2 separate regions of the Homo sapiens genome follow, and region 1 is linked to region 2. The links are chromatin loops, found by intact Hi-C in ENCODE. Cell type or tissue: A673. All regions are shown on one strand. Links, peaks and the distances in the headings refer to the core of each region. The heading gives the core; the rest is flanking DNA. Region 1 overlaps LOC105369406 (a long non-coding RNA gene). Region 2 has its middle 69 kb from the start of NARS2.

The links. Hi-C counts contacts between places; a loop is a spot of excess contacts. Peaks named below come from ENCODE experiments on the same cell type or tissue, not always from the same donor. Only the 100,000 strongest peaks of a DNase experiment are listed, where the experiment ranks them.
Region 1: it touches region 2 in a loop (11-fold over the local background); 8 of 110 quality-filtered maps call a loop at or near these places.

Annotation. Positions count from the first base shown.
Region 1 is chr11:80,149,304-80,162,129 of GRCh38, reverse strand. LOC105369406 (a long non-coding RNA gene) reads right to left here. Exons shown (of 4, transcript XR_950350.3): 2 at 5,084-5,155; 3 at 4,818-4,904; 4 at 3,638-3,727. Among named protein-coding and RNA genes, the nearest start is that of LINC02720, 610 kb to the left of the region's middle. RefSeq lists an enhancer at 4,243-4,808. In A673, for the core only: a CTCF peak has its summit at 6,503 (motif pointing right); a DNase peak (open chromatin) is centred at 6,539.
Region 2 is chr11:78,637,704-78,650,529 of GRCh38, reverse strand. No RefSeq gene overlaps it. Among named protein-coding and RNA genes, the nearest start is that of NARS2, 69 kb to the right of the region's middle. In A673, for the core only: CTCF peaks have their summits at 3,535, 3,752 (motif pointing left), 4,936 and 5,141 (motif pointing left); DNase peaks (open chromatin) are centred at 3,729 and 5,109; H3K27me3 peaks cover 1,781 bases.

The sequences.
Region 1 (12,826 bases), core at 1,628-9,627, 1.5 Mb before region 2:
TTATCACAACATGCTATTTGCTGTTTCCAATATGGCATATTTCCTGGTACATTAAAGCTATTTGATGAGCAATTTCTATCTTTTAAAGAACTCCTAGTGTTTTTTCTTAATTTGGAGACATGAATATGCCCAGGATGAGTCAAAGAATAACTGTAAGGTGAAATTTCTTAGGATTGAAAAAATTAATATATTCTCTCTCAATCACTCTATCACGCTAAGACTACTTTGGTGTAATAAAAAATACATATTTTGGTCTTTGTCCCTGGTTCCTGGCAGAGAGTTCCTAAAACTTACACTTTTCTGAGTGGTAAGAGAGTCTTTGGTTATTCGTAATGAGCCCCTTTGGAACAAGCCTATGTCTATACTAATATGGTGACTGAGGTTGGGCCACTAGATAGCCTCAAGATGGGAGCTGGTCACCAGAAAACCAACACATGATTTAAAAAGTGGAAATTCTCAGCCTCTTCTTCCTCCTCACCACAGGGAGGGAGGAGGGGCTGCAGATTGAGTTATGTAAAGTCTTGAATAAGGAGGTTCAGAGAACCTCTGGGCTGGTGAATACCTAGAGGTCCTGGGAGGGTGGTATGGAAGCTTGCCATACACCCCCAACACTGCCCTTCATATCACTCACATTTGACTCTTCCTGCATCCTTTTATAATAAACCAGTAAATGTAAGTAAGTTTATATAGTGTTTTCAGGAGTTCTGTGAGCCCTTCTGGCAAATTATTGAAACTGAGAGAGGATCAAGGGAACCCTGTAATTTGCAGCCAAGTTGGAGAGAAATATAGGTAGCCTGGGGACCTGGGATTTGCTGCTGAGATCTGAAGTAAGGGCAGTCTTGTGAGACTGAATCCTTAAATCTGCTGACTTAAATGATGCTGACTCCAGGTAGCTAGTGTCAGAATGAGAGGGAACTGTTGTACACCCAGTTGGTGCTGGAGAATCAGAGAGCTGCAATGAAGCATAGGAGACAGATGAACTTCTTAGGAGTGAAAATCTTGGGTGCTTCCTCTAGCTTTGCCACTAACCTTAGTTGTGACACTTGTCACTGAAGAAATGATACTTCAATATAAGCTAAAACATGATAATGATGAGTATGTATTAGGGAGATAATGTGCTTACTATGAAACTGTATTTCTTTTTCTGGGAAATACAGACCTTATTCAACATTTCACCACCAGAGTTACATAACTTTCATCATTTTACTCACTTGCTCATAAATGTTTTGTGACTCCCTTCAGAATTAATAAAAGCCACTCAATTTGGCCTTCAGATTGCCCTGTCATTTTAGCTTTTATGTGTGTTTTTAGCCTCATACTTTGCTCTATCACATGTCTAGGATTTTGAAGTTGTAGGACCTCCTGATTTGATAGAAAATATAATGGCTTCATATCCTGGTTTGCTCAAGTAAAAGCGGTGGCCTACATACAATTAATACTGCATGTGTGTCCCTCATAGATATATTCTGAGTCTCAGTTTTCATGGCTGTATATGGGATCTCATATGGGATGAATTGTGTTCCCCCAAATTCACATATTGAAACCTTAACCCCACTACCACAGAATGTGAACTTCATTGAAAATAGGTTCTTTGCATATAAAACTGTTCATGTTAAGGTATGGTCATAATGTAGTAGGATGAGCCCCTATTCCAACATGTCCGGTGTTCTTGTAAAAGGGGGAGATTTAGATAAAGACATGGAAGGGAGAACACCATGTGATGGTAAAGGCAGAGGAGGGGGTGATGCTTTTACAAGCCAAGGAACACCAAAGATTGCCAGCAAACCACCAGAAGCTAAGGGAGAGGCAAGGAGCAGATGCTTCCAACCCTCAGAAGGAAGCGACCCTGCAGATACCTTCATCCAGGACTTTGAACCTTCAGAACTGTGAGCCAATAGATTTCTGTTGGTTAAGCCACTCAGTTTATGGTGCTTTTCTACAGCAGTCCTAGGAAACTAATATAGATACTAGTATCAAGTTCATTGGCCTGATTTTTTATTGTTTTGTAAGATTTGAAAGAGATAACCATGAAAATAAAGCACTTAATATAACGTCTGGCACAAAGTAAGTGTTCAGTATAAACATCTTGAATAAGTACATAAGCAAATGAATAAATATTCATTTGTACAAATAAACATCATTAAGTACATAAATGTATGTCTATTCATTTGTTTATGTACTTAATACATAAAATTTTATTTATGTATTTAATATATTTGATGTTTCCATTGTGTTTGCACAATTATTGGAGAAATGGAGATGTTGACCTGAAGGAGAAACATGCCAATTATTATAAAGGCCAGAGTCTATCCCTAGTGGCTAAGAAAGTTTGATATCTGCTTTTCTGTGCTGTTTTGAACTGTCCGTACTCCAATATCAATGTTTGTGATATTATTTTTTGTTGTCTTTGTATTTTAAGGATATCCTACATGGAAAGGCAGCTTTGATTTAGGAATACAGAGAGACTGAATTCTATTATCTAATGCAGTTATATTTATCATTTCCATCCAACTTGTCTGTTCCACCTGAAAAATCCTAGATAAGACTTTCATAGTTGGCAGGTTAAATAAAGCATTTATGAAGAACTCTAGATCTTTGCAAATCTGGCCCTTTTAAATACTTCTACCCTGAGAGTCTATACTGATCGCCTTATAAATATCAAAGTGTTCCAAGAAAACAGTGAATGTTGGTACCTAAAAGTAATCAAAAGCCACATCTTGCACATAAAATTGGCAATTCTTAAAGAAAAAGAATACCTAATGATGAGGATGTGGGAACATGGGCTGGTGGGTGCTTAGAGTAGATTGAATTTTCAGGGGAGCAAATAGGGAATGTGTATCAAAGACACAACAATGTGTACATTCTATAAGACTCAGCAATTCCATTTTTAAGAGTTGATCCTAAAGAAATAACATTAGATGTAAACAAACAGTCATGCAAGGATGTTTATTACAATGTTGTTTATAAAAAGAAAAATTTAAATCAATTTAAATGGTTAGGAGTAAATATTACATTAATTACATTAATTGTTAGATTATTAAAACCCACATAATTGATGTCTACACAAATATTGGAAATGTTGTCACTGAAATATGATCAGTTTAAAAGTACATCATTTATTTTAGCTGTATCTATCTATCTGTATTCATCTTGGAAGAAATGATATTTTGTTCTACCACATTTAACAGCAGGGCATGTTATACTTCTGTATATCTCTAAATAAAATTAATTCTGCTCCAACATCCGCCTACATGACTATTGCTAATTTCATTCTCAGACATTAGTGGGTGGTATCCACGGGATCCTACAGAAACCCCAGGTTTATGTGTTGCCATAATCTGGGGGAGTTATTTGGCTTCTTGTACCATTTTAGAGAGGCTCACCATCCAAGCCAATATTTTCCATTCTAATGCCAGTAGCTTCATTCACCAAACATGAGGATATTTTGCTGCAGCTTCAAAAACCATGACCCTTAGTGTGAACTCCCTCTTGCACTGCTGTACCGCTCTCTCAGGGGCCTTGCCACAGCTCCCAGTAGCTCCATGGAAACAGGACACAATTCTCTGGCACTAAGGGCCCAAAGTCTCCTTCTTGTCCTCAGGGCATCTCACTTGGTTCTCCCAGGTTGGGACCTCTTGCACATCTCAATTCCAAGCACCAGCCTCCGCAACCTTCAAGTTTAAGCCTGCTTAGTAGAGCCTTCTTCATTGAGTCAAAAATACCAGTGCTACAAAAGAAAATCCCTATTTGTTGGGAGTTGTGGGATGAGATAAAGTAGAAAAGGTGGGAGAAAGAAGTTCATACCTGAAAGGACCCACTGCCGCCGTTCTTTTTTGGATTGGGAAAATAGATGCTGAAATCAGTTCTTTTGCTAATAAACCCATTTAATCAGCTTATTCTACACTGGATCTCAGTAATGAAATGACCTTTAGATCTTGCTCAGGCTTTTCCTTTCAGCAGGACCTAGAGCCACATGCTTCCATCTTTCTCCTTCAGTTTCATCATCTATAAAATGGGAATTTAAAATATGGCCTAATCATATGTAATAATACTTCTCAAATAGCTGTCAGACAAAGGTGAGTGTTTGCAAGCTTTATTGAAAGGGGCCTTTAGGGCCAATGCCTGTGGAGGAAAGAAAGCAGCTGCATTGAGCAGAGGGAGAAGTTGGGCTGCAAAGCAGTTACAACATAACCACTCCCATAAGAAGCTCTGAAACTGGGATTGCCTTTCAGTGGGGTCCCAAGTTGTGGGTGGGTAGGCAGCCCTTTATTCTCTCATATGAGTGAGTTATCTTATACAGACTGGCCCTGGAAGGAGGCAAGAATTTGAGAGGCAGTTCTTTATGGCTGAGGCAATTATTGGTGAGGGCTAACAACGGAGCACTCTCTGCAAGATAACATTCCTAACCTTACTAGCAGTTGGGAAATATGTGCTTCAGTCCTAAAGGGGAGCCCTGGAAGGAGCACATCCAAGACAGTAGCTAAATAATATGACATTGACAAAGAGAAACTGTGCCTAGCACCTGGCACATATTAAGAGCTCCATTAACATTAGAATGTGTGTGCTTCGGGTTCATTAATATGCTTGAAATGTCAAAGACTAAAACGTCAACAGTGTTTAACTTGGGGGTGGGACCATGGCTACTTGCTGTTTTCTCTGTTTTTCTATGCTTTAAATGTCACAATTGTCTATGTCTGAGGCTACTTTCCAACTACCTGGTACAGTTATCAGTGGATGTTATATTCACTAGGTGGCCAAGCGGTGTCCTATGAAGTTTGAAGGAAAAACATACCACCTTAATCAGGTTTCTGACTTACACCACTTTGTTACACTTGACCATGTGTTCAAACATATTCTCCCAACACTTTGTAGAATTCTGTGCTTCAGAGGTACCTCATAAATGTCTATTGAATAAATGAATCAAGGAAAATAAAAATGCAGTATCATCTCATACCCTGCTTGCATACATTTCTTCCCCCATTCATTCGGTAATTTATAGTTTTATTCATTCATGTATACTTGCATTTATTAAATAATCATCTATTAAACTCACACCCTGAACCAAATATTAATCTAAGGGTACAGCCACTACTAAAGGATTAATGTGATGAGAACTCCAGGCATCACTTGAGTTGATCAATTAAGCTTCAGTTATCTGCAGTATAAAGAAGAAAGTTAGTGTAGTTAAGATGGTAGAAGAATCAGCAGCATCACTCAAGACAGGCAGAGGTGTGAGTTTTGGGACTTATAAATCCTCACTTGGGGGATGCCTAGTTGCAAATGATACTATTTGTGTGAGTGAAGATCAGATCAAAGCTATAGAAAATTCAATTCTGCCCCACTCATATTCCAAGTTCAGTCTTATGTATATAAGAATAGAGCAGGGGTCTAGTCAGTGCTGGGTTTGCCTCCTACCAGGCAAGTGTATTTTATCAAATTTTGAGTTGTGCAATATGCAACATGACTACAGAGTAAAGCACAGAACTACAACCCTCAGCATTGAAAATAATTCTCACTTATTACCCTCAGACTTCCCAGTCTGGCCACACTGGTCTAAATGCATTCCTAATCTTTGAGCTGCCGAACTAGAACAAGGATCAGCTACATAGGAGTCTCTGGACATCATGATAATAGGCCTTAGGCCAGTTAGATGATATCTTTTAGAGAGTAACCATAACTTGAGATACCAAGGCTTAAGATACCCAGTCTATTTGATGAAATAGAGGATATAGAACATATGCAAAAGTTACACCAACAAGACCAAAAAAGATAAGTATTCTAAGACAGGTAACAACAAGGTATAGTAAGACCTGGGTAAAAATAAAACTAGCACTTCATGGTGATAAGCTGAAGGGGGTGGTAAATAAACACTTAAGGGAGAAAGTGGCACTTTAGTTGGCTTTACTGTAAACATGAATAGGAGAGAGTATTCTAAATAAAGCTAATGACATGAACTAACCAAGAAAAATAGGCACTACCTGTAAATGCGAATAGGAAAGCCATGAAATAATGTATGTGAAATAGTTTTGTATCCTTTAAAATGTGAAGCACCACATTAGTTATTTATTATTATTGTTGTTATCCACGGTCTTCATCTTGTTTTGTGGAACAATATTTCAGTGTCCTATTTCTTAGGAAACATATGGGAAAAAATGTCATTTTTCTTTGATACATGCCCACACAGGTCAGCCACTTTCTGATAATATCATGTCTATGGGTCCTTCCTAATCACATTTGACCTCTTCAGGTTACATTGTTGGCTTTCTTAAGCATTAAATAACTGGAAGAGAACCACTGGTTGAGGTCAGATTATTTATTAGGATCAATAGCTTTGAATGATTTGGGGTAGATGTGGTGCACTTTCCATTTGAAAGGTCAAAAATCTGTCAACTAGCAGTAAATGCTCTTAGCTCAGATAAGGCATGGTAGAATAGCATAAAATGTTGATTACACTATCCAGGGGCCATCTTGAAACAACCTCATTCCTTTGGTGTCTAAAAGAACCGCTAGATGGCACTGCTATTTCAAAATGGATTATCTTGGGAAAAAAATGGACGCACCATCACCACCATCCCCACCATCCCCACCCTCCATCGTGTTAATGTATACATTATGCGTGCAGAGTGAACTCAGGTATCTGTTCATTTCACATCCAGTAGATTTTCTTATATAAGAAATGGAGATAGTGATAGCACTTAGTTAATGTTCTTGTGAGGATCATGTTCAATAATGGATAGTAAGGTATCCTGTAGATTCTAAGAATAAATATTAATTTGTCTAATTATTACCAATAAATGTAAGTCTTATGAGTATAAAGTTAATAAGAATAGAGAAGTAGCTGATAATGATTCCAGCAGCTAAGCTTTATAAGTTAGTCATAAAATGAAAACCCAGTGACAAAGAATGAAGATATTAGAAAACTCCCTAAATTATTTATCTCAAAAGCCCAACTGAGAACAAAAATTCTCTCTCTCTCTCTCTCTCTCTCTCTCTCTCTCTATATATATATATATATATATATATATATGCATTTTATCTAGGATTTTATCTAAATATTGTGTTATGTGTTTATATCTCTACATAGTCTCAATTATACCTCTGGTCTTTACCGAACATCAGAAGAAAAACCCATGAGAAGATCACTTATGTATTTGTTGTAAAAAGTATTGAAAACATTATTCATTGTTTTACCTAGTGATCCCTTATGTAACATCACCAGAGATAAGTTTGCATTGGAATTTATATAAGAAAAATGATAAAGAATCAGTCTACTACATTTTATCAGATCAAAACAGATAATGAAACATATCATGTATCTCCTTGGCTATCAAGAGACTCAGAACCAAGTTTAATGTTCATCCCAATATTAACTCTTATGGCTAACATATCCTGATGTTTCTTCTTTTTACAACTTGAGTCTATTTCTTTCCAGAAACTGTAATGTGTGTTTGCCTTTGTGGTGCTCTACTGCAAATCCTTTTGAAGTGAATTGGAATATTAATAAATACAATCTGATAAAATATTTAAAATGTATAAAAATACCTTTGTCGATTCAAAGTCGCTATAGATTCATTTAACAATTTTTTTTTTTTGCACAATACCCTACTGGGGTTTGTAAACAAAAGATACACATAGCCTTCAATTAGAAACACGTTTTCAGCCAGGTGCGGTGGCTCACGCCTGTAATCCCAGCACTTTGGGAGGCCGAGGCAGGTGGATGACCTGAGGATGGGAGTTAGAGACCAGCCTGACCAACATGGAGAAACCCTGTCTCTACTAAAAATACAAAATTAGCCGGGCGTGGTGGTGCATGCCTGTAATCCCAGCTACTCGGGAGGCTGAGGTAGGAGAATCACTTGAACCCAGGAGGCAGAGGTATCGGTGAGCAGAGATCTTGCCATTGCACTCCAGCCTGGGCAACAAGAGTGAAACTCCATCTCAAAAAAAAAAAAAAAAAAGAAAAAAAAGAAAAGAAAAAGAAACTAACGTTTTCAGAAGGGTAAAATAGATCATACATTGGTAAATCACCTTGCATGATATTATCTAATTTAGTGCTAAGATGAGTTTATCACAATTTACAGCTACGGTAAGGATATCATAAAAGACATAAGAAAAGAAAAGAAAATATTTGGGCTGCAGAGATCTAGAGTGCCTTCCGGGGAAGATGGCTTAAGTAGGATCTAAGGCTCATGAGGATTTAGATAAGCAATCAGGCAAAGGAATGGTAAGAAGAGGAGTGAGAACCTACCTGGTACCTAGGGAACAGCCTGCTAATCTAACCAAAGTGTTTGTTGTGTAGTGTGAACATTAAAAGTCAAAATATGAAGGCTTGAGCACAAGACTAAGGAATTACTACTCCTTATATAAATGTAACTTTTGTGTAAGATTCAGGTTAAATTGAATAGCTCCTCATAAATGATGGCCCTCTAGGCACAGCACTTACCTACTGAACTAATTGCTGATTCCTAAATACCCTGGGGCTGCTCCTTGGGCTCTGCAAATAATTGAAAGCCCAGGTAATCAAATATGATCAGTGTGTAGAAGACATCCACAGCAAAACTCTGGGCAGCTGTTTTGAATTTACGTTTTGATGAGATACAATTCAGCTGAATCTCAACCGTTCAAAAATATGCCTGTTTTTATGAGATGTCAATTTGTGTTGTGCCCAGGTTGGTATCCCTCAAAGTCAAGGTAAAATTTATGTTCCCAGTTGTCAGAAGCCTTTTTCCTTTGTATTATTCCATATACTTGGTCTAAAAAATAATTGTTTGTTTATGAAATTGTTTTTTTCTATTCAGTATTTTTGGAGGATGGTAGGAAGGTATTAGGTATTGGTGAGCAAATTAAATTAACCAGGGTAGTTGATCGTTTTATTTACTCAACACATAGAGTTCTTCAGATATTTAAAATAATTATGCATATTTCCATAGCCCATTTTCCCCAGTTTTCATTCATCAACTATTTCTTAAAAGACATAGCTTTGAGCTGAAACCCTCAGAGCCATCCTTAGATGCTTATTACTCTCCTCTGAACACATTTCTTTTGGTATATTTAGCATATTGGTAGATTTTTACTGTATAAAATACAGATCTGGTCTAAAAATTTCAGATGCAGATGGCCACAGAAGAGAACAGGGCCATCTCCTTTATTATTCCAGTTACTATTAGTATTAATTCATACACATTCAATTATTCAACACATGTTTGTTCAGTATCTACTATGCAGCAGGCACTTCAAGCAGGCAATGGGCTCTGCTCCCATGGAGCTTAGAAGCTGAAGGAAAGCAAGTTGCTAAGCAAATGGAAGTGCTATGCAGTAAAAATTTTGTGAAGGCTACTTTGAAAGGATGAAATAGTTGAGATGTGGTGGTCAGGTAAGTCTTCCTTAAAGAAGTCACCTTAAGTTGAGACTCAAAGAATGAATAAAAGTTGAAAAGATGAAGAGAAAATGGAAAAAAATAAGTCCAGCTGTTTAGGAGGGGGCACACTATTAAACTCTCTGCACTTTAGTTTCCACATCTATAAAAAGGGAGCAATAATAAAGGCTATCATATAGAGTTATGGAAAATAAATGAGGAAGAAAAGTTAGAATAAGACCAGGTATGACAATGACTACACCAACTGTGTTTCTAGGAAGAGGGAATAACAGTCAAGAAAGTCCTCAAGGAGACATATGCTAGGCTTGGTCAAGAAGCTGAGCGAAGAGCAAGGTGGCAGAACACGGAGAGCAAGGGGTTGCATGATGCGAGAATGGAAGGAGAGATCATTCGGCCCCACCACGTAAGAGAGCAGGGGCTTTTTGGAAGCTGCCTAGCAAAACAAAATGACCACCTAGGAGCCAGCAGCTCCCATTTCTCCCACCTGATCTTTAGCTGCTCTTGCTGTTGGTTATATGACTAGGTTGTTGTGTGAATACTTTGTAAAGTATCTGGCTACTGATTTTGCTTCTCTTTTCCTATTAATTTTTATTTAATTTGAGTAATGACTAGACCATCAGAAATAATTCTTGTCCTCCTACCCTACGGAATTAACCTTCGATCTTCTTGGGCTTGAATACTTGTTGGTGTTTCACCTCCCTTTCTGCCTTTACCAAGCTCAGCTATACACAGTTAACTCCTTTAATCTTTTCTCACCCAGTTAGTCCCATTTTCTTAATCATTTTTGTTCCTCCCTTCACTATTCCCTTGAAAATTCCTTTATCTCATGGTCAATTTATCACATAGCCATTTAATTTTTACCAGGCACATAAACCCCTGAGTGGAAACAGCCTTGAGAAGCACATTTGCACTCGCTGCAGCTTCTGCTTTTCTGAATATTTTGCTCTCTCTTGCCTTATAGATTGGTTTATATTCATATTTCAAAATGTTGAGTGCAATTAGCAGGATGTCTCTATGTTAATGATATTGCCATCTCAACTATCCAATCTGGAGGGAGTGGGGGACTGATTCAGAGAGTATAGTTGTAAAAAGAAAAGAAAAGAAAAGAAGAAAATACTGGACTGTATCATCAGACCCACCCCCACCTAACATGTGACGGGCCCAGCCCCTTGGATCTACAGTGTTTCTGTGTGTGGGAGTAGCTAAGCAAGTAGCTCGAGAGTCAGACTGACGGGGTATAAATCTTCACACTGTCGTCTTCCAGGACTGTGACCTTGACTAAGTGATTTAGCTGCTCGATGCCTTGGTTTCTTTACATGTGAAATGAAAATAATAACCCTACCTCTGTGATAGAGTTGCCGTAAAGACAGACTGCAAAGTGCTTAAAAGAGAGCCTTGCAGGAGGTAAGGACTCAGCAAATGTGATTTTCTGTAAAATGGGTACAATAAAACATATCTCACAAGGTCATTGTGGTTACACACATACATGCAGACACACATATCTATGACATGTAAATCCACTAACAACTAGCTAATGTAAAATTTCTTAGTTCACTAAATGTAGTTTATCCCTGTTTCACTATATCTGCTTTTATGAAGACACTGTGTAGAGTTAAACTTTTCAAAAAAAATTTAAAAATAAAATCATCAGATGACTAGTGAAAAATACAATTGAGTGCTTACTGATTTCTTGGAGGAATGATGGCCTTCTAAGGTTTGAAGCAACAAAAGAAATCACAAGGAAAAAGATTGACATATTCAATTACATACAATTTTCAAATGTGGGCACAATGAAAAGATAATCATAAGTAAAATAAAAAGGAAAACAACAGATTGAGAAAAATATTTGCCCCAAATATGCCAAAATTATTGTGAAGATTAAATGAGGATAAATAATGTATGTGAAAATGCATAGTTGCCTGTCAAATGTAAGAAAGAAAGTTTATGTTAAATATGCTCCAATTTATTGGGCAACTAATTCTCATACACCAGGTACTGTTCTGGGTTTTACATAGATATACACCTGATGCTAACTGGGCCTCCCTGTACCTTGAGATCTCCTTAATCTATGGCTTTGGGATAATCAAAGCCTTATTGGGGAAAATCCTATCAACCTTTGGTCATGTGTCTCTACATATCCCTTTACTAAGCTCTGGGTCCCTGAATTTCCCTGGGGGCTCTCTTTGTACTGTCCCACATCAAACTCAGTCCCTGAAATAAATTCACTCTACATATATTGTGGAAATAGGAACTACATGGAAAATTTTGGAGTGTCCCAGGGTAATACAGGATGTCACTACAAAGCCCTGGCTATCTTTTGGCCTCCCCACTTCTATCACTCTCCTCTCCTCTCTTCTTCTCAGTAACAAATTGCTTCTCTTTCTCATGAAAAGTGGTTTCCCTTTCTTCTCTAAAGCCTTGAAGCCCACCTCAAGATGGCTAAGGTGGCAATTTCTGAAAAAAAGAAAGCCCTCTTCCTAAGATAATTCTTATATTAGCCTTTAAGAAGATTAAATTGGCTGGGCACGGTGGCTCACGCCTGTAATCCCAGCACTTTGGGAGGCCGAGGAGGGCTGATCACGAGGTCAGGAGATCGAGACCATGGTGAAACCCCGTCTCTACTAAAAAATACAAAAAATTAGCCGGGCGCAGTGGCGGGTGCCTGTAGTCCCAGCTACTTGGGAGGCTGAGGCAGGAGAATGGCACGAACCCAGTAGGCGGAGCTTGCAGTGAGCCGAGATGGCGCCACTGCACTCCAGCCTGGGCGACAGAGCCAGACTCTGTCTCAAAAAAAAGAAAACAGAAAAGATTAAATTATCTCCATTTAATTATGCATATTATTTCAAATCCTCACAAACATCTTGAAGGGTATGTCCATTCTCATGTTTAGAGGATGAAGAAATGGAGACAAGGGACCTAAGGAATTTCCTCAAAATTATCCATCAGTTGTGGCTATGTGGTCCTAATAATCAAAGCAGTAGATACATAAATAACTTAGAGAAAATATTTATGTCCCAAATGATTTGAACTATCAATTCTCACAATAGGAAACAGAAATTGTAATCCTTTGTTTCTATCAAATTAATGTCAATACTTGTCCTACTGATAATAACAACAATAAAAAATAACATCTGACATAAATTGAGTGATTTTTGTGTACCAGACACCATTTTAGGTGCTTTCTGTCTATTAACACACTTAATCCTCACAACAATCCAGCCAGATAAACACTTGATTATTGCCATTCTATAGCTAGGAAACAGAAAGACAAATTGATTAAATAACTTGCGTGAGTGCACAAGCAAACTGAACCTCATAACCAAATAAGTACTTATAAGCTCAACATTCACATCAAATAAAAGACTTATTAGCACTTGCCATTGAAAACCTTTAAAAAAAACTACAGAATAGCAAGTCTCAATTTGCACCTTTAAAGTTAGAAGATGTCTT
Region 2 (12,826 bases), core at 1,902-9,901:
TACCTGGGCCAAGACGCAGTAGAGCTTTGAAATTCCTTCTGATGAATATCTAAGTTCTTAGGGTAACAACCTATGATATGAGAATAGAGGAAATGGGGTCATTCTTTCAGATTCGGATATTTATTATATGAGTGAGTAAATGGATGAGTAGAGAATGGATGACTGTATGAATAAACACCATAGCCAGGCCCTTGACAAGGCCTGGAGGAGGAATTACAATCAGTCAACAGCCATTTAATGAGCACTTCATATATACAAGATCCCAGCCTAAGCAGCCTCAGAAAACCTGAAGGTGTAAGACAGGACCCTTTGCTGATAAGCATCACCACTCAATCAGGGAGTCTAGAAAGATTCAGAAAACAGACTCTGTGATACTAAGGAGCATGTGCTCTCTGTCACTATTCCAGAAGCCTCGGCATCCAAGCTTGCTAGAACCCAGAAATCTCAGAGAGGTGGCCTGAGGCCCACCCAGTGGACTCAAGAGGCTCCATTAGCTTGAGCTCAGTCTGGCGTCTGAGACATTGCCAGTTTTACAGCAGCCAGGGCTCCAACACTACGGAGTGTGAGGGTGCAGACTGGATGGTACAGGAGCAGAATTCTGTTGGCAGCAGAATCCCATCAACACCCAAGAGTCTGGTCCAGACCCTGGAGGTGTCAGTCTAGGCAGAGGGGCTAGAGGAACAAGCAGGGCAAGGTGATAACGTGGCAGTGAGATGGACACAAGTGCCCTGGTGTCCACACTCGACTCACATGGGTTTGGTGGTGGGGAGAACCAAGCTCTGGGGGACACAATCTCATCACCTGCCCATAGCCATGATTCTGTGACAGCAGGACCAGCCCCAGCCCCCACGTCCTGCCCATGGCTAAGGTTCCTAATGTGCTCTATCAGCCTGTGATCTGGGCTAAAAACTCAGCGCCTCCAGCTGGCTTGGGGGTGGAGAGAGGGGGAGTACCCAAGTGCTAAGAAAGTAGCTCCAACAAAACCTGCTTTCCACGGTACCAAAGGAGAACTCAGGGAGGGCTGAGTGAAGAGAGGAAGGAACCCGAGAAAATTTCCTGGAAGAGGTGGATTTAGTGAGAAAAGATCAGGTGAGAGGAAAGTGTGTTTTTCATGTGGACCTGGGGGAGCCTGGGCCTCCGAGCCTCACTTCTGGAAACCAAGTCCAGTAAGCATGAAGCCAAAATTTCCTGGGGCTCCAATCCAGCATGTCTCCACTTTTTTCACACTGCAAAACCCACAATGGTTGATGTTTGATGTAGGACCCACTCCCATAGGTATGCCTAGATTTGCGATGACGTGGGTGGCGGTGATCTGCAAATCCCAGCACGCAGGAACACCTCTTCTTTTTCCCCCACTCATAAAGCATCTCAGAATGCAAGCAAGAAAGAGAAAGATCACGTTACAGGGACAATTCTGAAGGCATGCTAATTTATAGCAAAAATAATTTGCCAAGTAGTACTTTAGTATTCATAATGACTGACTCCTGGCCCATTGCTTCACTGTTTGTAGTAACACAAAGACCAGGAACAATTGCTACCTCCTTTTTTCTCCTCTTTCTGTTGTGGGTCAGGGAGTTCCCCATAAACAGATCCTGAGATAAGGATGTGTCTGAAAGTAGGTTACTAGGAAGTGGTCCCAGGGAAAATGGGTACACAAATAGAGATGAGGGAGAGGAAATAGGGAGGGCCGATCAAGGGTGTGAAAATCCAGCAAAGTTCCAAGAGAATAATTTTGGCTAAGTCCTGCAGGAGAGTTGTGGAAACATAACAAGTCACACCTGGGAGTTTTCCCCCTGGGGGCAGGCAGCTGGGCTTTTGACACCTCTGCACCTGCCAGTCATCAGTTAAGGGCTGCTCCTGGGACTGTCTTTACCCAGGCACTTCTGGCTCTCCGTGCACTCAGGCAAAATGAGCTCTGGCAGCCTGAGGACAGCCTGCCTACAAAGACTCCCAGGTGTTAGCTGCTGGGAATGAAAGCACACAGGCTTCATTCATTTCCATCCAAGAGGGTTGAAGGAGTCTCACAGCATCTACTGAAATCTCATATCCTACGCCGCAGTAGGCACCTAGTAAATGCTGGTTGCTTATTGGCTAGCAAAGGATGCATCCAAGAGAACAGGACACAATAATCACGTGCATTAAAGCTGACGCGGGGTGGGGGGACCCCACCTATTTGGTTTACCACCGTATCCCTGGTACCTGGCACAGGAACCTTGTACACAGGTTTGTTAGATAAATGATAAATGGATCTCCCCATGGTGATGTTGTTATCTGAGAGCTGCTCCAGGTCTCCCTAGTTCCCCCCATCAGTTCTTGCCTGACTCAGCTGATGCTGCCTGAGACCACAGAGCTCAGGAGGAGCTCACTGGGGCTTCATCACATGGTGACCCACCTCACTGAGCAAGTGCCACCCAACTGTTAGGCCCAACATCTGCCCTGTTCTCTCTAATCAGATGCTTTTGAGGACAAGCAGTGTGGCTCAGTAGACACGATAGGTGTGGGCTGCAGACCCAGTACTTCCTACATTTAATCTCATTTGAACCTACAACAAAATTCATGGTAGGTATTATTACCTTCCATTTTGCAGATGAGCTTTATAAGACCCAGAGATGGTTTGTGCTATTAAATGATAGAATCAGCATCAGTCCAGATTTACCTAACTCCAAGTTCTAGGCTATCGATCTTACATCTTAAAGCTCAGGAGTGAGGGAGTTTCTGATGTGACAGGCTTCATACATTGACATCTGAAGATGGACAACCACCTTTCCAGTGCCCAGAAAGTCACCCATCCACAGGCACAAGGCTCACCTGAGACTTCGCTCAACTCCAAATTTAGGGCTGGCTCCAAAGGCGTGCGACCTGTGTAGTCACACAGGGTCCTGCGCTTAGGGCCCACTCTTGGTTTAATGCTCTGCTGTTGCCATCTTGAAACACTTAATTTTTGAACAAGGTCCTGTGTTTTCACTTTGTACTGGGCTGTGCAAGTTATGGAGGCAGCCCTGTCCACACTGCTTACCCAGTGTGAACAAACTTTCAGCATTCTAGGACATTCTCAAGAACCTGAGGCAGAGGATGAGCCCTGGAGCCCCCCAAATGGGTGGGGAAGCTGTGGGCAGGAAAGCCCTTCCATACATGTTGGGTCAGGACTGGATAGAACCAGCCGAGACCTTCCCACCAGCTCCAAGCCAGGAAACCCCCACTCAGTGGTAAACATCTAAGTCCATTAAGTGGCAAAGACTTGGAGCACAGGTAAAGACTGTGGGGCACAAAGAAACTACAAACCTGTTCTGCCTAGGGGAGGATAAATCAGGAGAGGCTTCTAGAGGAAGGCAACCCCTTAACTGTTCAAAGAAAGAAATGAAGAAGAGCATTCCAGGTGGAGGGTGTCGTAGAGTTAAGGTACCAATGTGTCCTGCGGGTGGCTTGGCATATCGTGGGGGAGCCAGGGGAGGGGCCTTAAGAGTTAGGGCTGAACAGGTGGGCAGAGGCCAATCAGGTAGACTTGACTTTTCCTCCTCCTCCTCTGGTTTTCTTAAATATTCATGCACACACCATGCACATTCTCCTGGGTTAGTCTCCATTTCCACCCAAAATCTTGCCAGATGGCTGGGAAGCATTTATATGAGAAGCTTTATTTTCTCCAGCTAGGCGTTTATCTGCTCTTCCACTCTACTGTACAGGACAGGTGATGTATTAACACACCCCTGATTTCTTCACATTGATAACGCCACCTAGTGGCCACCTGTCACACTTTCCCATTCCTCCAAATTGATAGGCAGAAAAACATGGGTGAGATCAGGTAAGATCATGCTCATCCCTTGTCCTGCTCCTGTACTTCCTAGAGTTCAGACGACCTCCATAGGAGAACCCTTTCGACCTGTACAACAGTCCCAAGGTTCAGCAATGACTCTCAGATGATGCCCTAAAAGCACCTCACACTCTCACACCAGAAAGGAAAAGCAGGAAAATTAGCTCTAGCAGTCCCTACCTTCCCTCTGCTCCCTGGGCCAATGTGAAGAGGATCCTTCAGTTCTGAATGTGGTGCCCCCAGCACCATACAGACAACTACAGAGGCTGCTGCTGTGCCTGAGGTTGGAAAAAGGTGGACAAAACAGCACTCACGACTCATGGGGCTTGGAGAGATTTAACTTAGGCATCTTTAAACAATCAATGATGCTAACAGCAATAACAAGCAGAACAAGGAGGAGGAGAAGGAGCTATTTCTTGAGAGCCATTCCCTCTATCAGACAACCACACTAGGCCTTTTACACTTCTTCCTTGAATGCATTTTTGTAAGTTCATTAAATCTTTCCCACTGCAAGGAAAGCTTCAGATGGCAATTAACATGTACTGGGTGCCTACAATGTGTCAAGCAGTTTCCTAGGCACTTTGAATGCATTTGCTCATTTATTACTCACCACAGTACAACAAGAGAGGTACTGTTAGTATCCAATTTTCAGGCGGAGAGGCAGGCACTTGCCAAGGGCATGTGAGGTAGCAAGCAGATGGAACTGGGAGTTGAAGCTGAGCAACCTAGTTCCAGGCTTGCACGATTCATCACTACCCAGACTCCCTCCTAGGCTGAGACAAAAAGAAAATGTGTACACCCTGTCCTGGAATTTACTGGTCTACTTAGGAAGAGAGATATATAACTGAAGATCCATAAGGCATTCACTTATTTACTCATTCTGCAAACTTTCCCTCAAGGACATCTTACACCAGGTGTGGATGAGTGTGTAGGTGTTAATTCCCTCAGTCTGGTGGGAAGAGAAGCTAAGCCAGGTTGTACCTGCACACCAGTGATTCAGGATGAGGCAGCAGGCACTGGGACTCACGGGATGAGAAACAGAGTTTGGGGACAGCTGGCCAGGCAGTGCCCAAGCCCTGGTCTAATGGGGTCTGAAGAATACCTCTCTGCCCAGCAGATAAGGAATTCTCAGCAAACTGCTAGCCCTTATTATATCTAAAAAGCTCCACCGATTCTCTTCCTTTAGCTTTATCCCTCCTACCTAGGAAGAGAAGGTGAATACTGTCTGATGGGTGGTCAAGCAGGACCTAGCCTCTTGCAGCAAAAACAGAACTAGCTCTTCCTGGGTCCAAGGCTCCAGATAAACTGGCCTGAGCTGCCATCTACCGGCCAACTGTGCACACTGCAGCAGATACTGCCAAGGCCACCTTCTTGACCAGGTGCAGAGGGATGGAGGACTAAGGTGGCTGAATTCCTTAACTGTTAAGACAGGGGGAGGCTGTCATCTCCTAGTGTGTTACAAACAAAAGGAGACTGAGACTCTGAGAGGTGGCACAAGGTAGTAATCATTTCCATTGACCATTTGCCAGGCACTGTGAAAAGCACTTCACATTGCTCTTCTAATTGAATCTTAAGAATCTCGTGAGTACTATTACTTATCCCCCCTTTATGTGTTGTGTTTCTGAAGTCTCTCCATTCTATAATAGTTTTCCCTTCTTTTTAATGCTATTTATTTATTAAAGAAAAAGGTTATTTGTACTCCAGGATATCTCACAACCTGGATTTAGCGGCTAGTTCTTCATGGTGTCACTTTACTTGTTCTCAGGCCTCATAATTCCTAGAAGCTGGCATGTAGCACTAAAGGCTTAATTAAATTCAGGTTCAATTGTTTTAAGCAAGACTAACTCATAGGTACTTTCTATTACATCTAATGGGGGACACATAGTGTTTGATTATTCTACTTCTAGTGATAAGATTTGGTGACGTTAAATAAAAAAATGCTGACTTCTTAGTCTATTATTCCTTCATTAACTGGAACTCTTCTTTAAATAAGTAAAATATCCAAGTAAGTGGAGCAGTTAGAGAACCTGCACAGGCTGCATAGAGCAGCTATGTGGAGCCGAAAAGCAAATAGTGGCAGCCAGATTGGAGAAGAACAAAATTTGGAGGGCCACTGAACTGGCAGAATTCACCTCCCTTTTCCACTCTGGTATCCCCACGCCTTGACTCAGGTAGTTGAAAGTCCAGAGGTGCGCATCCAAAAGAAACCTCTATTTCACCTCGAGGAGTGGGAAGGGGCCCCCTGAGAGTGGCAGCATTAACAGCGGAGGCCCATAGACATGGGGGAAGCTTCTCTCTGATTGGAGGAGCGGGGGTGTCAAGAGTATGGGTGAACCTCCACTACATTTTCTCTCTGTCCTTTCACCAATTGGTCCTAGATGCAGGTGCAGTAGCTGCAGCAAGTGTGTGTCAGAGAGAGGCAAATAAAGCCTGAGATTTCTGGCTGGAAAACCTAAAATGTGGGCCTCAGGGCAATGAAAAATACCAAGGGAGATGGTGATGATGGAGAAGCTCAAGACAGTGGTAAAGTCGTTTGTGAATGCCCAGACTCATCCCTGAGCATCGCATGCATAGATCTGATCCTACGCAGTATGCCATAAACTTTGAGAACTGAACTCAGAAAAGAGTCCGTGGCTCTGGTCCCAGACTGCCCATTGGGTGGCACACATGCAGAACAGATTTGAATAGCCTGACAGTGTCTTGGAAAACCAAGCAGACATTGAAACCACAATCTATAGAAGGTTGGTCAAAACATGTTCTGAACCCAATCTAGTCAAATGCTTGCAAAAAAAAAAAAAAAAAAAAACTCTCCATAGAATTAAGATCCAGTGTTATAACATTTGAAGTAGTCAAGACACTTGGCCTATGAGGAAAATCTTAGCCAATACTGAGATGACACATATGTTGACCTTATCTATGAAAGACTAAAGCAGCAATATAAAAGTGCTCCAAAAGTGAGAAGGAACATACTTGAAACAAATGAAAGGTATGAAGTCTCAGAAAAGAAATAAAATATATAAAGAAAAACCAAATGAAAATCTGACAACTAAAAAAACACAATGACCAAAAGTTTAAACATTCACTGGATGGGCTCAATATGGCAGAATGGAGATGACAGAAAAAGAATGAATCAGCTTGAAGACAGACATTTTAAAATAGCCAATTTAAACAACACAGAGGAAAAAAGACTGGAAACAATGAATACAGCCTCAGGGATGTATGGGACCACATGAAAATGTCTAATTGTGCCATTTGAGTCAGAGAAAGAGAAGAGACAGTGCAGTGCAGAAAACATGCTTACAGAAATAAAAACTGAAAACTTTCCGAATTTGGAGAAAAACATAAACTTACAGATTCAGGAAGCCCCGGAAACTCCAAGCAAGACAAATTCAACGAAATTCATTCCTAGACATTATAACCAAACTACTGAAATTAAAAGCAAAAGAAAAAAAAAGAGAATGTCCGGAAAAAAATAACACATTACTTATACGGAAACAATGATTCAAGTGACTGTGAACTTTGCATCAAAACCCATGAAAGCCAGAAGACAGAACATTCTAAAGTGCTCAGAGAAAACAAATGTCAACTCAGAATTCTAAGTCCAGTGAAAATAACCTTTAGGAATGAAGGTAAAAGTAAGAATTCACAAATGAAGTAAAACTAAGAGAATTTTTCATCAGCAATCAGCTCTGCAACAACTGCTCAGGGAAGTTCTTCAGACAAAGGAAATGATAACTGGACAGAACTCTTGGAACATCAGGAGCTGGAAAAGAGCAACAAAAAATGATAATTGTGTAAACATGACAGATTATTCTTCTCTTAAGTACTTTAAAATATGTTTGATTGTTGAAAGTAAAAGAGTCTGAAAGTAAAAGAGTCTCAAAGGGTTTCAATACAGAGGAGGGAGGGTAAAAAGAACTACATAATAATCTTTCTACATTCCACTTGAAGTAGTGAATATTTCTTATTATTTCTGAGCAAAAAATTGAGAACATCTATTCCAATCTCGAGTAATGACTAAAAGACATATAGTAAAAACACAATAATTTAAATACAAGAAAAAAATGTTCAAAGAACCCAAAAGAAGACAGAAAATGAAAAACAAAGAAAAAGCAAATAACAAAATAGAAGGCCTAAATACAAAGATGTCAATAATTACAATAAATACAAATGATTTAAACACATCAACTAAAAGAGATATCAGGATAAAAATATATGACCCAACTATATGTTGTATTTTAAAAATCATCTTAAATATAAAGCTATGCATAAGTTAAAAGTAAAATGATGGCCTAGTACCGTGGCTCGCACCTGTAATTTCAGCACTTTGGGAGGCCAAGGCGAGCAGATCGCGAGGTCAGGAGATTGAGACCAGCCTGGCCAACATGGTGAAACCCCGTCTCTACTGAAAATACAAAAATTAGCCAGTCATGGTGGTGGGCACCTGTAATCCCAGCTACTCAGGAGTCTGAGGCAGGAAAATCGCTTGAACCTGGGAGACGGAGGTTGCACTGAGCCGAGATCATGCCACTACACTCCAGCCTGGGTGACAGAGCAAGACTCCATCTCAAAAAAAAAAGAAAAATGATAAAAATACTGTGAAAACATTAATCAAAAAGCCACAGTGATTATTAATATCAAACAAAGCAGACTTCAAAGCAAATTACCAGAGATAAATTATCACGATAAAAGGGTCAATTCACCAAGAAGATGCAACAAACTTAGATGTGCATGCATTTAACAACAGAGGTTCAAAATGCATGAAGCGAAAACTGACAGAACTGAAAGAAAAAATCAACAAATCCACAATTATAGTTGGAGAGTTCCACATGCCATTTTTAGTAATCAATAGAATTAATGGACAGAAAATCAGCAAGGATATAGAAGAACTGTACTAAACCATCAACCAACTAGATTTAATTAACACTTATATAATACTCTGCCCAACAACAGCCAAATGCACATTCTTTTCAAGTGCACGTGAAACATTCACCAGGATAAACCACATCCTGGGTCATAAAATAAGTTTTCACAATTTTAAGATAATTGAAAGAGTATGTTCTCAAATCAAGAATCTAAACTTTCTACCCTAAGAAACAAGAAAATAAGAGCAAAATTAACAGAAAGCAAGCAGAAAAAAAGGAAATAATAAAGAGCAGAAATCAAATAAACCAACAAAAATATTGAAACTTAGTTATTTAAAAAGATGAATAAAACTATAAAACTTCTAGTAAGACAAAAAAGGGAGAAGACACAAATTACCAATATTAGGAATAAACAGGCTATCACTACAAATCCAACAGAAATTAAAAGATAATTAGAGAATATGAATACATAATTTCTATACACAATACTACACATATAATTTCAACAACTTCATTGAAATAAGTCAATTCTTTGGAAATTATAAGCTACCAAAACACTCAAGATGGAATAAATAACTTCCATAGTACTATAATAATTATTAATAAATTGAATTCATAGTTTTATTGAAAGAGTTGCAAATTCCTTCAGGATAAAATGGTTTCTATAAATGTAACTATTCTTTTCTTCTCTTTTCTTTTTTGTTTTTTGAGATAGGGTCTCATTTTGTTGTCCAGGCTGCAGTGCAGTAGTGTGATCATAGCTCACTGCAGCCTCGAACTCCTAGGCTCAAGAGATCCTTCCACTCAGCCTCCTGAGTAGCTGGGACTGATTTGTAGTACATATGAAGTCAGGTAGTGTGATACTTCCAGCTTTTTGCTCAGAATTGCTTTGGCTATTCCAGGTCTTTGTGATTCCATAGAAATTTTTGGATTGTTATCTCTATTACTATAAAAAATGTCATTGGTATTTTGATAGGGATTGTATTGAATATGTTGATTGCTTTGGAGAGTATGTTCTTTTAAAAAATATCCTTCTGATCCATGAGCATGAGATGCCTTTCCATTTGTTTGTGTCCTCTTCAAGTTCTTTTATCTGCATTTAGTAGTTTTCCTTGTAAGCGTCTTTCATCTCCTTAGTTAATTTTTTCCTGGGTAATTTTTGTAACTATTATAAATGGGATTGCTTTCTTGATGCCTTTTACAGCTAGTTCATTATTAGCGTATAGAAATGCTGCTGATTTTTGTATGTTGATATTGTATCCTGCAACTTTACTGACTTCCTTTATCCATTCTACCCTTTTTTTGGTAGAATCTTAAAGTCTTACTATATAAAAAAATAACATTGTATGCTAAGAGGGACAATTTGACTTCCTCTTGTTAATATGGATGCCTTTTTTTCTTCTTGCCTGACCACTCTGGCTAGATTTCAGTATTATGTGAGTAAGAGTGGTGAAAGTGAGCATCCTTGTCTTGTTCCAGTTCTTAAAGGAAATGTGTCCAAAATTGGTGGGTTCTTGGTCTCACTGACTTCAAGAATGAAGCTGCAGACCCTCGCAGTGAGTGTCACAGTTCTTAAAGTTGGTGTGTCCAGAGTTTGTTCCTTCTGATGTTCGGACGTGTTCGGAGTTTCTTCCTTCTGGTGGGCTCGTGGTCTCACTGGCTTCAGGAGTGAAGCTGCAGACCTTCATGGTGAGTGTTACAGCTCTTAAGGCGGTGCATCTGGAGTTGTTCATTCCTCATGGTGGGTTTGTGGTCTTGCTGGCTCAGGAGTGAAGCTGCAGACCTTCGCAGCGAGGGTTACAGCTCATAAAGGCAGTGTACACCCAGAGTGAGCAGCAGCAAGATTTATCACAAAGAGCAAAAGAACAAATTATCCACTGCGTAGAAGGCAACCCAAGCGGGTTGCCACTGCTGGTTCGGGCAGCCTGCTTTTATTTCCTTATCTGGCCCCACCCACATCCTGCTGATTGGTCCATTTTACAGAGAGGTGATTGGTCTGTTTTACAGAGAGCTGATTGGTCCGTTTTGACAGGGCGCTGATTGGTGCGTTTACAATCCCTGAGCTAGACACAAAAGTTCTCCAAGTCCCTACTAGATTAGCTAGACACAAAGCACTGATTGGTGCATTTACAAACCTTGAGCTAGACACAGGGTGCTGATTGGTGTGTTTACAATCCTTTAGCTAGACACAAAGGTTCTCCAAGTACCCACCAGATTAGCTAGATACAGAGTGCTGATTGGTGTGTTTACAAACCTTGAGCTAGACACAGCGTGCTGATTGGTGCATTTACAAACCTTGAGGTAGACACAGGGTGCTGATGGGTGTGTTTACAAACCTTGAGCTAGACACAGAGTGCCGACTGGTGTATTTACAATCCCTTAGCTAGACATAAAGTTTCTCCAAGTCCCCACCAGATTAGCTAGATACAGAGTGCTGATTGGTGCATTTACAAACCTTGAGCTAGACACAGAGTGCTGATTGGTGTATTTACAATCCCTTAGCTAGACATAAAGTTTCTCCAAGTCCCCTCTAGACTCAGGAGCCCAGCTGGCTTCACCTAGTGGATCCTGCACAGGGCTGCAGGCGGAGCCGCCCACCAGTCCTGCGCTGTGCACCCACACTCCTCAGCCCTTGGGCAGTCCATGGGATCAGGCACCACGGAGCAGGGGGCAGCACTCATCGGGGAGGCTCAGGCCACACAGGAGCCCATGGTGGGGGTTTGGGGGGAGGCTTGGGCATGGCGGGCTGCAGGTCCTGAGCCCTGCCCCACCGGGAGGCAGCTGAGGCCCAGCTAGAATTCGAGCGCAGCACCGGTGGGCCGGCACTGCTGGGGGACCCAGCGCACCCTCCGCAGCTGCTGGCCCAGGTGCTAAGCCCCTCACTGCCTGGGCTGGCAGCGCTGGCCGGCTGGCTGCTCCAAGTGCAGGGCCCGCCAAGCCCACACCCACCTGGAACTCTCACTGGCCCGCTAGCGCCGCGCTCAGCCCCAGTTCCCACCTGCACCTGTCCCTCCACACCTCCCCGCAAGCAGAGGGAGGCAGCTCCGGCCTTGGCCAGCCCAGAGAGGGGCTCACACAGTGCAGCGGTGGGCTGAAGGGCTCCTCAAGCGCGGCCAGAGTGGGCACTGAGGCTGAGGAGTCACTGAGAGCGAGCGAGGGCTGCCAGCATGCTGTCACCTCTCAGAAAGACTTTCAATTTTTCCGTGTTCGGTAGGATGTTAGCTGTGGGTTTGTCATATATGGTCTTTGTTGTTTTGAGGTATGTTCATTTTATAGCCAGTTTGTTCAGAGTTTTTATCATGAAGCAATGTTAGATTTAATCAAATGCTTTTTCTGCATTGATTGAGATAATTACATGGTTTTTGTCCTTCATTCTATTGATGTGATGTGTCACATTTACTGATTTGTATAGGTTGAACTATTTTTGCATCCCTAGGAAAAATCACACTTGATCATGGATTATCTTTTTGATGTATTGTTGGATTCAGTTCACTAATGTTTTGTTGAGAATTTTTGTTTTTGTGTTATTCAGGGATATTGTCCTGTAGTGGTTTTTGGTTTTTTGTTTTTTTCATGTTCTTGTCTCACTTTAGTAGCAGGGTAGTGCTGGCCTCAGAATGAAATAGAAGGCTGGGTGCAGTGGCTCACGCCTGTAATCTCAACACTTTGGGCAGCCAAGATGGGCAGATGGCTTGAGTTCAGGAGTTCAAGACCAGCCTAGACAACATGGAAAAACCCAGTCTCTACAAAAAATACGAAAATGAGCTAGGTGTGGTGGTGCATGCCTGTAGTCCCAGATTCTCAGGAGGCTAAGGTGGGAGGATCGTTCAAACCCAAGAAGCAGAGGTTGCAGTGAGTGGAGGTCATGCCACTGTACTCCAGTGTGGGCAACAGAGCGAGACTCTGTTTCAAAAAAAAAAGAATGAAATAGGAAGAATTCCCTCCTCTTCAATTTTTTGGAGGGGTTTGAAAAGAATTACCATTCATTCTTCTTTATAAGTTTGGTAGAGTTCAGCAGTAAAGCCATTCAGTCCTGGGATTTTCTTTGTTGGGAAACTTTCTATTACTAACTCAATCTTTTTTTTTTTTTTTTAGATGAAGTCTGGCTCTGTCGCCCAGGCTCGAGTGCAATGGCGCAATCTCGGCTCACTGC